Linked DNA regions of Homo sapiens: regions 2, 3 and 4 are each linked to region 1. Evidence: chromatin loops called from intact Hi-C (ENCODE). Cell type or tissue: mammary epithelial cell. All regions are shown on one strand. Links, peaks and the distances in the headings refer to the core of each region. The heading gives the core; the rest is flanking DNA. Region 1 holds the start of BTBD7 (BTB domain containing 7). Region 2 overlaps BTBD7 (BTB domain containing 7). Region 3 has its middle 27 kb from the start of UBR7. Region 4 overlaps UNC79 (unc-79 subunit of NALCN channel complex).

Region 1 (2,500 bases), core at 1-2,500:
CCTACTCCAGAGTACTTATTATCTGTGCTGGTATGTGAAGACGTGCAATTGTAGTTCACAGGAGAAACAACACTCCTCAGAGTTTCTTGAAAAACGGTGAGAAAGTTCTCACCCTCGGGGTAAAGCTAGCAAACACTGTGCAAATAAGGTACTGAAATATGCACACTTTTTGCCATTCAAGTAGTCCAACAAGCACAGCCTCCTCTTCTTTATCAAACACTCGGTATTGTCTCCCTCCCAACCTGTCAAAGCTCAATTCCAGGTTTATCCCGCAATAGTAACTTACCCGGACAATCTAACTTCCCCTGGGAGTAGCAGTCCTCAGGCCTGCTCCCTTCCCAGACCCCGCCGGCCACTCTCACGCCCACCCCTGGCGGTCGCAACCCCGCACCCGGGTAAACACGCGCCCCCGTCTCGGGAGCGGTTTCTCAGCGTCCTGGGAGCGACGGGTCCCGCCCCTCGGCGCCCGGAGCCCAAAGCCGGCCGGGCTGCCGTCGCGACTCCCTCGGGCCGCTCTCCCCGCCCCGAGCGCCACACCTCGCGCCCCTGCCCCAGGGACGGCGGCGCGCTCCAGCCCGCCCCTCGGAGCGCACAGAGACCGGCCAGTCCGGCGCCGCCGCGCCTCAGCCCCAGACGGACGACTGGCCCCTCCCCGCCCGGCGCCCCAGCGCCTCCCGCGGCGGCTTGGCCCCAGCCCCGGCGCCCCCACGCCTAAGAACAGCCCCTTCCTCTCCCGGACGCCCCGCGCCACACCGGACACAGCCTCGGCTCCACAGCCTCAGAGACACCAAGGGACACTCACCCCGGAGGCTCCTCCCGCCGCTGCTGCTGCCGCTGGGACCGCTGCCGTCGCCTCCGCCGCCGCCGCCACCAGCACCGCCGTCCGCACCGGCGCCAGCACCCCCGGCCATCCTCCTCCCACCGCCGCCGCCGCCGCCCTCTCCTCTCCTGTCAGTGGCTCAGGCTCCGGGACTGCTCCAGGTTCCCCTCGCCGCCATTTTGACTCCTAGACGGAGCAGGAGGGGCTCGGTTCGGCGTGGCCCTGGGGCGCCTGCGCGGCGCTGCGGAGCCGGCCGGAGCCCCCGCCCTCCCCTGCCGTCGTCCCGCTCAGGGTCACGTGGCCCGACGTCGCCGCGCGAGTCGGGCCGCGTGGGGGGGCGGTGCGTTCGCTGGATCCATGGGAGCGGAGTGCGCGCGCATTATTTTTGCTCGTCGGCTGGGAGCCGGGCGTCGGGTCGCTGGGAGTTTGCCTCTTGTGGCAGCATCCTGCTTAGTCCAGCGAATTGTGACACATTATTAAATGTATCAGAATATAAGAACTGTGTCACTACTACGTCACCAGATGGCCATTTCCACGAATTCATGTTTCCGTTCGGCGGCCGGCGTCCCTCGGGTGGTCGCATGCAATGAGTGCATCTTTCTCGAGAACAACTCTTCCGCGGAAAGTCATTGCTGACAGTCCTGGCATTCCGGTGGCTGCTTCTTGGCAGTGAGCACTTGTCTATCGTAAGCACTTGTCTGCATGGTACTTTTACAGGCACCACCTTGCTACTTGTGTAGTAGGTTAAAAAATAATCTTTAAGACACTGAAAAGTTTTCCTTAACAAGATACCCCTGTAAACAAAGGACAAAATTGATGAAAACACACAGTCGCCACGTGGGAGAGCCAAGTCGCTCTTCCCTAGATGCCCCTTGTTTGGGGGTTTGCAATAATTTCAGCGATGCAATAACAAAAATACTGTATTTATGGGGCACTGTCGTTTTCCAGAGAGATCCATGGTTTCATTTGAACGCCAAAGCCACCCTTTGTGGTAGTCAGGATAGGTGTTTTTATTGCTGTTTTACAACCAAGGAGACAGGCTCAGAAATACTAACAAGTAGGCAAGCCAAGATCAGAACCCAGGCATTCTGAACCCAGTGAGGAGGCACCGTTACACCTCCTTTTCCTCTGATAGACATTAGCAACTCTGGGAATTTATTTGAAAGTATTGTATTTGCATTTTCAATCTCTACCCATTGTTTAACAAGTTTTGTGTCACACAGTTTTTTGTTGTTGTTGTTCTGAAACCACCTCTAAGCTTCAAAGGATAAGAGCAATTTGGAATTTTGTGATGTGTTTTTAACCATCTCTTGACCCTCCATTATTTTATGCTTTTCATATTCAGTTGGAGACAATATCATTGTTGTTTTCCTCTGGACTTCCTTCAGATTTGTATTTTCCTCACCCTCATTCTTCATCACCTTACTTCCTTGAAAAGGATAGCTCTTTCCAATTTGTATTACTTCATTTTCTTTACCCATCTCACCCTTTTCACCCTCTTACCCAATCCTTGAAGGTTTGGAGATTGTAGCAGAGATTGTAGCAGTCCCTTGCCTGAAATTCCCCTCTAGCTGGTAAGGGTCACTTCAGTTGAACATACAGCCTCAGGGCGATAGACAAGAAATGCATGGAAAAGTGAGAAAATATAAAAGAAATAGGTCCATCTAATTGGAGCCAATG
Region 2 (2,500 bases), core at 1-2,500, 74 kb before region 1:
TTTGGTTTTAAGATTTTTATGAAAATCTCCCAAATTTCCATAATATGGGAACATTACTGCATAAAAGTAGACCCTTTGATCTTTGACATGTAATATATGTCCATCATCCAAGGCAGAGAATGATTTCTTCATTGGGCATTAGTGAACAACAATCTGAAATACATGTATGCTTATGCTATTGAGGTGGGAAGAAAAATTATGTAATTTGGAAATCTTTAATCATGGCTTTAATCTAGGGGTCTGTAATTTTTTTCTTAAAAAAATTAACACAGAATAAGATCTTATTATTCATGAAATGCTGGATTTTTTTCAAATATTCTACAGGAAAACTGGTATCTTCCTTAAATCGTGTGTGTGTGTGTGTGTGTATGAGAGAGAGAGAGAGAGAATTGATTGTTTTTGAGAAGCTAAGTTTTTTTCTGGATTCATTCAGAATAAAATTGTTAACTGTGTAGAAAAGAGTCATTTTTTTCCCCCTTGCCTAGCTATGATTTAGCTTCATACTTATTTAAGGCATTCTGCTTTTCAAAATATTTTTTTTTCTTAAAGTAGTGACATCCTGTTTTCATATAAAATCTTACATGAAACCCCCAAATATGTGACAGGTAAGTGCAGAATCCTCCTGTATAAAACTGACTGAAACAAAGCTATGGCCTGGTTCACTTAGCTTCCTTCTTATCCTTGCAGAAGAACCTTCCACTAACCCAGTGTGGAAACTACCTTTTATTTATTTTTTTATTATTATTTTTTAAGATGGAGTCTTGCTGTGTTGCCCAGGCTAGAGTGCAGTGGCATGATCTTGGCTCACTGCAACCTCCACCTCCTGGGTTCAAGCGATTCTCCTGCCTCAGCCTCCCAAGTAGCTGGGATTATAGGCACCCGCCACCACACGCAGCTAATTTTTCTATTTTTAGTAGAGATGGGGTTTCACCATGTTGGCCAGGCTGGTCTCAAACTCCTGACCTCAGGTGATCCACTCACCTTGGCCTTCCAAAGTGCTGGGATTACAGGCGTGAGCCACCGTGCCTGGCCTAGCAACTATTTTTCTAAGGAAAATTTTAACCCTTAACAGGCAGATGCCTGTTATCTGCCCCAAATAAATGACATTTCATCATTACCAACTTTACATCACTGAACAAGCTTATGGTCTATAACATTTACACAGAGTTATATACAATCGGTTCTTATTATCTGAAGTAGTTATAAAGTCAACACAAACAATGAATCAGCATATACTGAACTGTTGCTCATAGGGAAAACACAGGGTTAGGTTCCTGTGAACCTCTGGGTACAACATTTTTGTCCAATGATTAAGACAGAACCTTGTTTTATGTGTTTCTGTTTAAAGACACTTTATTTAATATATGTGGCTGATTTATTAACACTAACCTCACAACCAACAGCACTGTAACTCACGCCTGAATGAAGCTTACCTAACTCATGTATTATCTCTGTATGGCACACCACAGCCTTCCTGTTCTCAGGAACACTAGACAGCACTTCAGTACTACACCTGGGGGCCATCTTGAACAGTGAGATCACGAAAACATAAAAATGTAAAAAATGTGGCACTTGGTAAGGAGATCTGAAACAAGAAGGCAGAGTGCCTCTGTCTTGTTAGAACTCAGCTGGGAATGTGCTTGTTGGGAGACCAAGCTTTTTGCTACTCCGTGAATGACCATGAAAGTATCACCAGTATTGATTTTGGGGTTACAAATAAATTTCAGTGACTAGGTAAGTTGACAAATATAAAAGCTACGAATGAGAACTAATTGTATGCTGGCATTTAAAAAACTTTCTAAATCAACTGTAATGGTTTTCATATTTTAAAAAATTCATAACTTGCTGGGCATGGTGGATCATCTGAGGTCAGGAGTTCGAGAACAGCCTGGCTAACATGGCGAAACCCTGTGTCTACTAAAAATACAAAAATTAGCCACGCGTGGTGGCACGTGCCTGTAATCCCAGCTACTCGGGAAGCTGAGGCAGGAGAATAGCTTGAACCCGGGAGGCAGAGGTTGCAGCGAGCTGAGATCGCGCCACTGTACTCCAGCCTGGGAAACACAGCAAGACTCCATCTCAAATAAAAAAATAAATCAAAAACAAAAATCATAACTTTGTTGCTCTCTGAAATAAAATTTTAAAAATAAAAATAAACACATTCAAATCTGAGAATTGCTAAAGGTTTTTGCCAGCCACAGAAAAAAAATTGGAGAAATAAAATAGAAGGACTGCTTTTGTTCCCTAGAGCTTGGATAGTAGCATATTAAAGAAACACTATAAAAAGGCTTAAAGGCAGGTTTAGCACAACATTTTTTATATTTAAAAATGTGACAAAACAACTCTATAAAGGTACTAAAATCCACTGACTTGAACACTTCAAACCGGTGAACTTTAAGATACATAAATTATATCTAAATAAAACTATCGAAAGGTGACAGAAAAAGGAAATTGGTATTTAATTTTTCAATTAAAAATTTTAAATTTAGATTCAGTACAT
Region 3 (2,500 bases), core at 1-2,500, 99 kb before region 1:
TGCTTTTGTACTTTTAGGTGGGGGATGGTAGATTCTGGAAACTATGGACTGGTGACCTGACAGGTGTCCCCTAGAGGCTTCTAAAACAAACTAGCAGCTACTGTGGAATGATTTCTGAACCCCAGGAGAGAGGAGCTGAAAATAGGAAGTGAGGAGTCCTTAAGAACAAATGGTGCGACCCAAATGCCCATCAACAGTAGACTGGATAGAGAAAATGTGGCACATGTACACCATGGAATACTATGCAGCCATAAAAAGGATGAGTTCATGTTCGTTGCAGGGACATGGATGAAGCTGGAAACCATCATTCTCAGCAAACTTACACAGGAACAGAAAACCAAACACCGCATGTTCTCACTTATAAGTGGGAGGTGAACAATGAGAACACATGGACACAGGAAGGGGAACATCACACACCGGGGCCTGTCAGAGGGTCGGGGGTTAGGGGAAGGACAGCATTAGGAGAAATACCTAATGTAGGTGACGGGTTGATGGGTGCAGCAAACCACCATGGCACGTGTATACCTATGTAACAAACCTATACGTTCTGCACATGTAACCCAGAACTTAAAGTATAAAAAAAAAAAAAAAGAACAAATGATGCAGAGCCGACTTCCTTCTCCTGTTGATAAGTCAACCAGCTTCCCAGGGGACGAGGGAAGCCTATGTATGTGACAAGGTCTCTCATGACTGGCCCACAAGATGACAGTAATGATGACCCCATCCAGCTTCCAGGGACAGCTCGGTCGGGTCTCCTCACTCCTCAAACGCCTTCAGTTTCCCTCCTCTCCACCACTAAGCTACTCAAAAAGGCTGTCTACACAGATCATCTCCACCTTCTCACCTCCCACTCAGACTCGCATCTGCCCCACCTGGCTTCTCTCTCCAGCTGCCGCCAAACTGCTCTTCCAAACACCTTCACCTTGAGGCTGACCCAACCCGCCTTAGGGGCCTGATCTTCCAAAACCTCGGAACAGCAGCCACAGGGTTAACTTTTGGATAGCAGTGAAATTGAGCCTTAATCTCTTACCTTTAATTAACTTGAAAAAGTAATACCTGCATATCATTTAAACACTCAACCAGAACAAAAAGGATGCCATTAATTGGCAGTTGCATGTATTGTCAATGACCCTCTCCAGAGGGAGTCCTGTGCACATTCTTGCAGATTTTTTTTTTTTTTTTTTTTTTTGAGACTGAGTCTGTCTCTATTACCCAGGCTGGAGTGCAGTGGTGCAATCTTGGCTCGGTGCAATCTCGGCTCACTGCAATCTCTGCCTCCTGGGTTCATGCGATTCTCGTGCCTCAGCCTCCAGAGTAGCTGGGATCACAGGCCCCTGCCACCACACCAGGCTAATTTTTGTATTTTTAGTAGAGATGGGTTTTCACCATGTTGGCCAGGCTGGTCTCGAACTCCTGACCTCAAATGATCCACCTGCCTTGGCCTCCCAAAGTGCAGGGATTACAGGCGTGAGCCACCGCGCCTGGCTGCAGAAATGTTTATGTATGTATTTGCATTCATTCCTTTTTTTTTTTTGTCTTCTCTCCAAGTGGGAGCATATGGATGCATTATTTTGTATACTGCTTCTTTCACTTCATTTATTCTAAAGATCACATTCCCTCTTTTCTCAAGTTGTCCCAGCCTGGTCTTCTGTGCAGCACACTGCTGGTTTTCTTTCTGTCTGCTAGGCTGCCCTTGGCCAGCAACTCCCTCCAGCTGGCTTGGAAAGGTTGGAGTCCCCCAAGTTCATCATCCAGGCCCTCTTTCATCTTCCTTTAAACCTTTCCCCTAATCACACCATCTACTCCTAAGGCTGTAAGTGCCACCCATATATGTGGACAACCCCCACACAGCCTCCAGCTAGAATCCTTTCCTCTGACTCCCAGCTGACACCTAGTTGCCACCTAGTAGTTGGCTGCCTGGCAATCATTCCCGCGTCAACATGACCAACACTAACGCCATCTTCCCCCCAGAGCTGGCTCCCCCTCCTTTCCCACACTGAGCAAGCACCTAGTCACGCAGACACGGCACCGTCAGCAGATTCCGAATCTGTTCTCTTTGTTGGCTGCTTGCAGCTCTCCCCTGGACGGCTACGGCAGCCTCCCGTCTGGACCTCTCAATCTACTCCTGCTTCTTTTCAACCACTTCCCATGCAATAGCCAGAGTGATTTGGAACATGCAAATCTGGTGAACCACCCCAGCCCTAGTAGCTTTTGAGTTGCCATTATAGCCAACTTCAGAAGCCTCACCCTGCCCTAGGAGGGTCCCACACCCCCTCTCACTCCCCTGAGCTCTGTCCAGGCTTGGTCTCTCCATGGAGCCCTCCCTCCCCACTCCTCACCCTGTTGCTCGTCTCTTCCTTCACCTGCACCTTCAAGGTCACTCCCACACAAAGCCTTCCCACCCCTGGGACCAGTTAGACATCGAGCCTTACCTGTGTAGTTCTTCAATGTCTTTTCTTCTTGGAAACTCAAACAGTTTTTGAGTGGGACTGTGACTGTT
Region 4 (4,829 bases), core at 1,314-3,813, 200 kb after region 1:
CAAACTGTCAAGTAACCATTAATTATACAAAACCAGTTTTTAAACATGAGTTGTAAATTTTGTTGCTTTTTCATCCACTAGTTTAAGATTACCAGACAGGGTTTGGGAGACATTTACCTTTGATCTTTTAAATAAATTGTAACATAGACTATAAATAAGGTGTTAGTTCATTTTTTGAGTACATACTATTTCAGAGTACATATTAGCCAATTCTTGGAAAATTTATTTTCAAATGCTCTCCAGCATCAGTTTTCATGGAAATAATTGATGTGCCCACTGAAAAGAATTCTTATGCATTCATTATGTAGACAGTAATTTGACAGTCTTGCTCCAACTGGTCTACCCGTGGGTTTGAAAATTGCTTTCTCTTAAATAACCCTACAGCTGGTTTTACACACACACGTTAAGAGTGATATAAATTGATAATTTAAATCTAGGTAGTCCAAGTTAGTAATTTTGTCTACAGTTTTGATATTGCAAATAATCCGATGGTGATGCTGTAAATATATCACATTAACCCAGTGTCATAGTATAATGGGAAGAACAGTAAATGGGGAATTTGGAGACTTGAACTCAAGGTCTGCCCCTACCATTGATAGCTTGTGTGACCTTGAAGAATTTACCTAACCACAGTGGTTCTCAGTTTTGTCCTCTGTAAAATGGGGAAATAAGATTAAATTTGTTTGGCTTTAACAAGATTTGATTTCTAAGTCATGTCTGAAAAGATTAAATTATTTGTAAAAGTAGCAGTGTGCAGGTGTTTTTAACCTCACTAAACATACACTACTAGATGAAAAGAGATCTATTTCATGATTTCTGAGGAAACTAGAAGCCAATAAAAGTAGACGATAATTTATGAGCCAAGTGAAAATCTGTTTGGGCCAAGTCCAGAGGTCATATTACTAAGATTTAAAAGATTCCCCCTTCATGGCTGCCCTTATTTTAAATGGGCTCTAGACCTGGCATGGTGGCTTACACCTGTAATCCTAGCCTTTTGGAGGGAGGTCAAGGCAGGAGGGTTGCTTGTGGCCAGGAGTTGAAGAACAGCCTGAGAAACATAGTAAGACCCCATGTCTACAAAAAAAAAAAAAAAAAATTAGCTGGGCATGGAAGCCCACACCACTGCCTAGCTGCTTAGAAGGCGAGTCAGGAGGATCACTTGAGCCAAGGCGTTCAAGAGGCTGTGGTGGGCTATGATGGTGCCATTGCACTCCAGCCTGATTGACAGAGTGAGCCACTGTCTCAAAAAATAAATTAATTAATTAAATAAAAATTAGAGGGGCTCTCTTTCTTTGTTGATATTTTGTGTGCCTTCCCCTTACAGCTGAAATATCTGCTATATGTCAGAAAAAGGTAAGAGCAAACCATTTGTGTCGTTGGGGCATGATTTATTGTGTTTGTATGTAAATTCATTTATTGACATCTGCCTCATTTCTGCACCGTGGTTTCCAGTATATGCATGCCATTGTATTTGTGGAGGGGTAAAGGAAATAATTTAGCATGCAAGATTGCTACATCCAAATGGTCTCTATTTCCATTTCTGCTTTTGCTCACCCATCTTATGCACAATGCTTTTGTTCAGTAATTTGCAATAAAAGCCTATGTGTAATTCTGGGATAGGAGTCCAATTAGAAAAAGGTTTGAATTATACTGCAATTTATGGTACTTAACTTTAGTTAAGGATATATCTTGTATGCTAGAAATCTCAATTGTTTTGAAGTGGAGTGCAAATAGTCCAATTTGTATGTGTGAAAAACATACCCAGACTGACTGTATATGGAAAGTATTTATGTGTAAGTTGAACAATACATGTAGCTAAAGATTCTTCCTTTAATATTTCCTTTAGTTTTTTTTTAATAATAGTTTCTCTAAACCACCTCCATCTTCTCTTCTTGTTTTAATAATTGAAAAGAGTAAGAGGAGGCAGTATGATGTCATAAAAAAGAATTTTTGACTAGTTGGTTGAGATTCTTGGACTCTGGCCAGTTCTGTTCCCTCCTACCTATGTGGACCTTGCACACATCATTTAAACTTTTTGGGATGTTGATTGTGAGTAGGTATATTGGAGGGCTGTCTCAGTTATCTATGGATGCATAACAAACCATCTGAAAACATAGTGTCTCATATGGCAACCAATTATTTAATCACAATTCTGTGGATTGGCAATTTGTCCTATGCTCAGCTCAGCTAAGCAGTTCTTTTGATAAATTACTCTAGGCTCACTCATGTATTTGCAGTCAGTTGGTGGGTAAGCTGGAATTGGCTGGCCCCAGATGGTCTCACTCCCATATCTGGGGCTAAGCTGGGATGGCTGGAATGGTGAGATGGGTGGGGTGTCTGGGCCTCTCTTTCCACATGATGTCTCATCGTCCAGGGGCTAGGCTGGACTTGTTCACAGGTGGCAGTCTTCTGAGAGAGTGAGAGAGCCTCACTCACTCAAGGCCTCTCAGAAGTCACACAGCATCATTTCTGTAGCATTCAACAGGTCAAAGCAAGTTCCAAGGCCGGCCCAGATTCAAAGAGTGGAGAAATAGGATCTTTGTGGTTATTGAAGGATTGGCAAGAATTTTATGGTCACATTTAATCTACCACAATCTGTCCTTTGGACATAATTATTTACCTTCTTTCCATATGCAAAATATGCTCACCATTTTATATGACCTCCACAAGTCTTATTCATTTATGGCTTCAGGCTTAAAGTCTAGTATCTTGTGATCTGCATGTGATATGTCACTGATTAAACTTCTTGGTAACTGATTCTCTTGATTCAGAGTCCTGTGAACTAAGAAGGAAAGTTATCTTCCCTCTCTGCACCCAAGACACAATGTTGAGACAGGGACAGGATCATAGCAATAAGCTTCTGTTCAAAAAGAGGAAGGGAAAGCAGATAGCAGTCATTGGTCTATAGCAGCTCCAGCCATAAACACATCAACAGTTCCTCTGTCTCCAGGAATAGCATACATGCCTTGATTATGATCTGGTTTTGTTTCCTAGAAATAGTTCCCTAATCTGTTCTTGTCCTCCTGAGCTCTTGGCTCCACTCTCTGAGACATCTTTTCTTTTCAATAAGAAATGGTCCATGTTGCAGCTGAGTAACTTTCTCAATCTGCTTCGTGCATGTAGGAGTTAGGGTCCCATATATCTCTTTTCATTTAGAACTGCGTCTCTTTAGTTTTAGCTGGTGGTGCTTTTGCTAGTATGACTTTCTTAAAAACTTTGTGGATTTTTAGTGAATCTCATTGGGGTCCTGAGCCCCCAAAGCCACATCTATAATGATTTTTGAGGCAGTCCTTCCTATATTTTGGGCGTTTCAGTGTGCCCTTAAAATTATTAGAAGCCCTGTTATAGCTGAGAGCCTCAATTAGACATCGCCTTATAACTTTCTGAAGCCTTAACAAAGGATCTTAGAGTCATAGACCATATTCTTCCTTTGATCTTTATCCTGAGGCCATTCTTACTTTGAGAATCGTTTCTAAGCTTGTGGGACCAGGATTTCAAACAGTTCTATTTTCTAAATCAGCATGTTTTGGCTCTGGGGACATACGTAACATATTTGACACCCAGGGTAGATCATTTTTTAACACTTCCCTCTTTATATGACAAACTTATTTTTAGTAACAAGCTTCAAATTAGCACATTTTTATTGCTTATCCTTTAATAAACATTGTGTTTTACACAGACATTAATTTGGAGAATTTCCATTAAGTTCATAACAGTTCAGAATTGTATGAGCTTGCCCTGGGTAGTTTGTATTCTACCTCTTTGTACTGCATATTCCCTGAATGGTATATTTGAAATAAGCAATGATAGCATCGTGATTGGAAAGATGAAGAGACAGACCTTGATTATTTCAATTCTGTGATTTTGTGAGACCACTTGGAGTTATTTCTATGTGTTTAAAATTCAAAGCAGTGAAGCAAAGTGGTTGGAGTGAACATTTGAAAACATGTCCAGCTGAATCTCCATCTAAGGGAAGCCTCTCTAGTTTAGTTTGGAAATGAATGAGCTGAATCCACATGGGTTGAGGCCTTTCAAATATATTATCAAAACTTAGTAGGAATCCTAGCAATTATTTAGAACTTCGATCAACTGAAGATTATTTTTGGGGAAATGTATTTTATTGCTGACATTGTTTAGAATTGATGGCATGTGGTAATAAAGCAGGTTGACTTTTAGTCGGTATTCCAGATATTATCATATGCAGTGTATCCAGATACTCCATAAGAAATTGCTCAAAATTTACATCGTAAAACAGCAACATTTAGTTATGTTCATAGACTCTGTGGATCAGAGATTCGGACAGGGCATGATGGAGATAGCTTGTCTCTGTTTGATGATGTTTGGGGCTTCATCTGGGAAGACTTGAATGCTGAGGGTTTTAATTATCTAGAGGTTTCTAGATCATACGTTTGGGCTCTGGGATGGGGTGACTTGAAGACTAGGCTAAGCCAGCGCCATTGACTCAAGACTGAAACATGGTCTCTCCCTGTGGCTTGGCTGTCTCATGGCATCCTGGCAGAGATCTGGGAGGAGTATCTAATGAGGAAGTTTCTGAAGAGAGAACATCTCAAGGCAGCAAGTGGAAGCTGCGTGTCCTTTTATAAGCATCATTTCTGTCATGCTATATTGGTTGAAGCAGTTGCAAGCCCATCCAGATTCAAGGGGAGGGAAACTATCCTTGACTTCTTGATGGGAGGAGTGTGGAGAACCCGCCTCTGGTCACAGATTATTTACATTCTTTCCACTTGCAAAATCCTGACTGGAGGTCCAAGATCTTCTCATCAAAATCAAGTTCAGGTGTAGATGAGGCTTTTTGGGCTTGGCTCCTT

The links. Hi-C counts contacts between places; a loop is a spot of excess contacts. Peaks named below come from ENCODE experiments on the same cell type or tissue, not always from the same donor. Only the 100,000 strongest peaks of a DNase experiment are listed, where the experiment ranks them.
Region 2: it touches region 1 in a loop (5-fold over the local background); 10 of 110 quality-filtered maps call a loop at or near these places.
Region 3: it touches region 1 in a loop (5-fold over the local background); 7 of 110 quality-filtered maps call a loop at or near these places.
Region 4: it touches region 1 in a loop (5-fold over the local background); 7 of 110 quality-filtered maps call a loop at or near these places.

What each region holds. Positions count from the first base shown.
Region 1 is chr14:93,332,018-93,334,517 of GRCh38, forward strand. It overlaps BTBD7 (BTB domain containing 7), which reads right to left and starts at 1,019. Exons shown (of 11, transcript NM_001002860.4): 1 at 803-1,019. It also overlaps a transcript of UNC79 not described here. In mammary epithelial cell, for the core only: CTCF peaks have their summits at 362 and 1,254; DNase peaks (open chromatin) are centred at 554 and 1,144; H3K4me3 peaks cover 1,924 bases; H3K27ac peaks cover 1,907 bases.
Region 2 is chr14:93,257,853-93,260,352 of GRCh38, forward strand. All of the region lies in intron 5 of BTBD7 (BTB domain containing 7), which reads right to left. Among named protein-coding and RNA genes, the nearest start is that of UBR7, 52 kb to the left of the region's middle. In mammary epithelial cell, for the core only: no CTCF peak of the experiment used is centred there; a DNase peak (open chromatin) is centred at 1,339; H3K27ac peaks cover 1,683 bases.
Region 3 is chr14:93,233,021-93,235,520 of GRCh38, forward strand. No RefSeq gene overlaps it. Among named protein-coding and RNA genes, the nearest start is that of UBR7, 27 kb to the left of the region's middle. In mammary epithelial cell, for the core only: a CTCF peak has its summit at 1,109; a DNase peak (open chromatin) is centred at 1,951.
Region 4 is chr14:93,531,226-93,536,054 of GRCh38, forward strand. It overlaps UNC79 (unc-79 subunit of NALCN channel complex), which reads left to right. Exons shown (of 52, transcript NM_001395159.1): 11 at 1,325-1,353. Among named protein-coding and RNA genes, the nearest start is that of UNC79, 100 kb to the left of the region's middle. In mammary epithelial cell, for the core only: no CTCF peak of the experiment used is centred there; a DNase peak (open chromatin) is centred at 2,426; H3K27ac peaks cover 1,598 bases.